Regions from separate parts of the Homo sapiens genome. Here region 2 is linked to region 1. Evidence: chromatin loops called from intact Hi-C (ENCODE). Cell type or tissue: heart right ventricle. All regions are shown on one strand. Region 1 overlaps MGAT1 (alpha-1,3-mannosyl-glycoprotein 2-beta-N-acetylglucosaminyltransferase). Region 2 has its middle 13 kb from the start of HEIH.

Region 1 (2,500 bases):
TGTAGCAGATTGTATTTTCCCTCAAGGGCCTCACCCGTAAGTATCCCCTTCCACATGTAGTTATAGTTTGACATTGTCCACTTCCCACCTAGTGGTGGGGTTTATGATTCTCTCCCCTTGCATGTCAATAGGGACTTGTGGTTCCCTTGACCAGTGAGTAAGACAGACCTGATCCAAGGCTGAATCAGGAACAGGATACACTTTCACCTGGCTTGCCCGCTTTCTTGGAACACTCACCTTTGGAATGCAGCCACCACTTCCAGGACATTTCCAGGCCACATAGAGGGGTTCTAGTGAGCACTCCTGCTGATAAGGTCTCAGCTGCTGCCAACATCATCCTACAGACATGTGAGAGAATGTGAGAGCCTCTAGGGGCATCTGGCCCTCAGCTTTTGAGTCTTTCAGCAAGGCCTCAGGCATAGTGGAGCAGAGACACGTCATCTCCTCTGTGCTGCACTGTCCACATTTCTGACCAATAGAAACTGTGAGGAGTAAGTGATAACTATTGTTTTAAGCCACTAAATATCGAGGTAATTTATTATGCAGGAGTAGATACCTACTAAGGAAGGAGACATGAGTGGAGACAGGGCCTCAGTGTTTGGACTTGGAGCTGAGCACAGAGGGCAGGGAGGGCACTTGCCCTGCTTGTCAAGATTATCTAGAGTCTGTTTCTCTCATTGCTTCAGGTACTGATGGCTGCATAATGAGTCACCCCAGAACTTAGTGGCTTACAACAACAGAATCATTTTATTAACATCTCAGCTATGTGGTTCTTGCTTGTGGTCTTTCACGCCATTGCAGTCAGCTGGGGCTGGGATAATCTGGAGGGCTGTCTCCTGTGTCTAGCGGTTGATGCTGGCTGTCAGCTGGGACCTTAGCTGGGGTGGTCAGTTGGAATACCTATGGGGGTCCTGTCCATGTAGCAGTGTCCTGTCCATATAGCAGGGTCCTAGGAGTCAGCATCTTAAGAGGACCAGGTGGAAACTACTGCCTTTTATGAGTTAGTCTCACAAGTCACATAGCATCTCTTCCCAGAACCAAAGGGAGGGAACATAGACCCTCAGCTCTGGAGGCAGGAGTGTCTTTATCACTTGTAAGAAGAGCATATGGAATGGGATATGTGCGGTCATCTCTGGAAAATGTCACACTTCACTCTCTTGCTGCTGCGTTGGCCATCTTTCTCCCTGATTTCGGTAATAGTGCAAGCAGTCTTCCATCCAGCCACTTGAACCTCATACATGTGCCAAGCACTGTGGTGGGCACAGAGGTCATAGAGTCTTTTTTCCTAAGGAGGAAGGTGGGAGTCAGGTCAGCGTGGCCACAGATTCTGTTACAGCGTGGAGAGAGTGCTGTGGGAGTGTAGTCATAGGGAGGCCTGGCTCTGTCTGTGATGTTACAGAAGGAGTCACCTGAAGTGGCCTGAAAGGATGTGTGGGTGGCTGGCAGGTGGCGCTGTGGGTCAAATTCCAGGATGAGGGACCAGCTGGAGCAGAGACACAGCAGCGTCCAGGTATATGCTTACTGGGGAAAAAGCAGCCTGCTGAGGCCAGAGTGCAGGGTCCATGGGGTTAGTGGTTGGAGGTAAGGTTGAAAAGGGATGTTTCAGACAGTCTGTCTGAAGGGCTTTGGATGTCATCATAATGAGTTTGAGTTTGAGTTTGTGGGCAGTGCAGCCTCTGATGGTTTTTAAAGCAAGTTAATGTCGTGACCAGGTGTACTTGTCAGGAAGGATGCGCTGTTGCTGTTGGGAAGGTTTGTGAGAGGGAAGCAAGATTAGTGACAGGTGGACCAGCTGGGAAACTACATCAAGAGTCCAGACTTAAAACAGTGTTTCCTACGAAGGAATGAGTTCAGGTTAAAGGGCTGGAGGGCTTGACATGGGATGCTAGCAGTCAATGAGTAACTTTGTACTTCCATTTTCATAGTTTTGAAGTTCTTGGTCCTAGATGTATTTCAGAATTGAGAATTTTTTGGATTTTGAAAAGATGATCTGGTGAATTTACTCTGTAGTGGAAGATCAGAAGCAGCATGGCATAAGCCACCATGTTTATTTCTGTAGCAAAATGTATGAATAGCCACAGCAGGAGAGAGAAAAGACTATAAATAGCCCCATATTAGATCAGATCAGATTTTACCAAATGAGGCTGGATGAGGTTTTACTGCCAATTGAGTTTAGAAAACTTCTGTGTTTTAGTGCTTCTTGGATTTGGCAGTTACAGTTGAGGAACTGTGGATGTTTTTAGATCCCAGGCACATCTGCTGAATGTTGAGAGCCCTAGCACAGCGGCTTGGCAGTGCTGGTGGAGCCAATCCCTGTCTTCATGTAGCTTGCAGCTGAGGGGGCCTGAGAGAAGTTGAGCAAGTGGTTGCGCTTGTTGCTGTTGGTGAAGGGTAGGTGGACCTTACATGGTCCCAGGCGTCAAGGAAGGCATCTTGGCAGAGACACGAATCAGAGTGTGCCAGGTGAAGAAGATAGGGAAGAGCAGAGCTGGCACATGGG
Region 2 (2,500 bases), 45 kb before region 1:
TGCTCCAGAAATGGGCCCAGGTCCTCAAGTGTACCTACAGCCAGATACAAGCCATTCAGGCTGATCCCAGACATGGTGGGGTCTCCCTTGTAGCACAGACCCAATGAACTGGTGCGGCTGAGCCTGCTCAGACCAGGGATGGAACATGGTTTAGGCACCACCCCCGGTTCCTTCCAGAGAACGATATGCAAGTGGGAAAAATAAAGGGGGAGGGAAAAGCGGGGAGGAGAAAGAGAAAAGAAAAGCCTGAAAAAACAGTGAGTATGGAATAGCCTTCCATAGGAGTGCATGTCTCTATTAGCAAATTTGTCTGAAGGTGAAAGCCTGGAAAATAATTTCATGTTTTGTGTATGAAGACACTGGGCGTGAAACGGTACTGAACACCAATCCTGCAATGCAGGGGAATTTTCCTCCGTGGGATTCAGAAATGAGAGGATCACCACCAGGACAACACCTGAAGATGGTGTTAGCTGAAGGCAGACATTGGGGACCTGAAGTCTGTCTGCATCAAGACCTTGAGTAATTGGCCACAGCTGTACCCAAGGAGTTCCTGGGCTGGGGAGACCCTTCATTTCTCTTCTCCAGCTTCAGCTAAAGGCCTAGAGACATGGAGAAGGAAGCAGAATACAGTACTTCAATTGTCTTCCTACTGAGGAGCCATTCTCATTTAGACCTGGCGGTTCTCAGGTCTGGATAGTGTCATTGTGCGAAGGAAGCCGTTTGCATGAAACCTGTGTAGAGTCAGTGAAGTATAGTGGCCGAGGACATGGTCTCCACAAGGAAGCCTGAGTTCAAATAAGGACTTTCACTTATTTCCAGATGACTTTAGGCAAGTAACTAAACTTGTGTGTCCTCACGTGTCTTTTTTTTTTTTTTTTTTTTTTTTTTTTTTTTTTTTAAGACGGTCTCGTTCTGTCGCCCAGGCTGGAGTGCAGGGGCATTAGCTCACTGCAGTCTCCACCTCCTGAGCTCAAGCAATTCTCATGCCTCAGCCTCCAGAGTAGCTGGGATTACAGGCATGCGCCACCATGCCAGGCTAACTTTGGTATTTTTGGTAGAGAAAGGGTTTCATCATTGTTGGCTGGGCTGGTCTTGAACTCCTGACCTCAAGTAATCTGCCCAGCCTCAGACTCCCAAGGTGCTGAGATTACAGGCCTGAACCACCACAGGCTACCATACTGGGCCCTCACCTGTCTTTTGTAAAGATAATAGTAGCAACCTCAGGTTGTAATGAGGGTTGGAAACATTAATAGTGTTAAGGTCCTTAGAAGGCTGCCTAGAATGAGAAGTATTTGCATAAGAATGTATGGAATAAGTCTGAAGTGTGGTGGCCCTGTCCAAAGACTCAGCATCTAGATGCTTGGGCAGTGGAGGACAACTCTTACCTGGAAGTCAAGGAAATCCCTCAAGGACCACCCCCTACTCAGACAAAACTTGAGAAGAAACATGAGAAAAGTTATTTTTTGGATGTTCCTGAGTGGTATCTTGCTTCTAAGTAAGCAATCCATTGTCTCTAAACAAACATGTTTTGTCTTTGTCGGGCTGCAAAAGGGCTCAGCAGGAGGAGCCTCCAGCTGAGGCCAGTAACCACACGTTGGGGGTTGAGGGCTGCCTCACGCTTGCCTTTCTGGCCTGGGCAGCCTGCTCACTCACATGGTACACATCTTGTTTCCCCTGTGTTTTCCCAGCAATATTCAGATGTGCTGGAGATTACTGTAGGAAGGGTTGGTGAGAGCCAGACTTTTACCATCTTAACCATGGCTATTTCTGGTGAGTGTCCCTTAAGATCTCAGAGGATAAGTAGTGGTCCTGGGGTGGGCAGGGCAAAGCCCCAGAGAGGAGCAGGTGAAGTTCCTCTGGTCTTGGGTGCAAACCATGGGGCCATATTCCATTCAGTGCAATAATATGGATTTATTTCCTGTTCTGTCATTTTCCCATCTGTAAAATGAGGGAAAAGACCTGTTTACAAGATTATTTTAAGGCTTAATAAAAATGCTCTGTACTTTATAAAAATTTTGTACAAACGTTGTTAAATTGACTATCTTTTTAAAAGTTGAAGGAGATAAGAATGAGAGCAAAAGTTGATGAAACAGCAAACACAACAAAGAACAACAAAGTCAAGGTTGCTGCTTTGAAAAGACAAAATTGGTAAACCTCTGATGTGATTGAGAAAGAAAAGCACAAATAATCAAAGTCAGGAATGAAAATTGGGAAATCACAACAGATTCCATGGCTTATTTAGAAGTATATTTTTTAACTTCCAAACATGGGAATTTCCTAGTTATATTTTTGTTATTGTTGTTACAAAACATGGTCCATGTGACTGCTGTCCTTTGAATTGTGTTGAGATTTGCTTTATGGCCCAGCATGTGTTTAACCTTAGTGAAGATTTGTGGGCACTTGAAAAGAATGCATGTTCTGCAGATGCCGCATGCAGTCATCTACATAAAGCCATTAGATTGTAATACGTTGTTCATATCTTCTCTGCTCTTAATGAAGT

The links. Hi-C counts contacts between places; a loop is a spot of excess contacts. Peaks named below come from ENCODE experiments on the same cell type or tissue, not always from the same donor. Only the 100,000 strongest peaks of a DNase experiment are listed, where the experiment ranks them.
Region 2: it touches region 1 in a loop (2.2-fold over the local background); 40 of 110 quality-filtered maps call a loop at or near these places.

What each region holds. Positions count from the first base shown.
Region 1 is chr5:180,798,327-180,800,826 of GRCh38, reverse strand. All of the region lies in intron 1 of MGAT1 (alpha-1,3-mannosyl-glycoprotein 2-beta-N-acetylglucosaminyltransferase), which reads left to right. Among named protein-coding and RNA genes, the nearest start is that of MGAT1, 3.2 kb to the left of the region's middle. In heart right ventricle, a CTCF peak has its summit at 1,449; DNase peaks (open chromatin) are centred at 286 and 1,486; H3K4me3 peaks cover 2,500 bases; H3K27ac peaks cover 2,389 bases.
Region 2 is chr5:180,843,725-180,846,224 of GRCh38, reverse strand. It overlaps a transcript of ZFP62 not described here. Among named protein-coding and RNA genes, the nearest start is that of HEIH, 13 kb to the right of the region's middle. RefSeq lists a silencer at 1,442-1,736. In heart right ventricle, no CTCF peak of the experiment used is centred here; no DNase peak of the experiment used is centred here.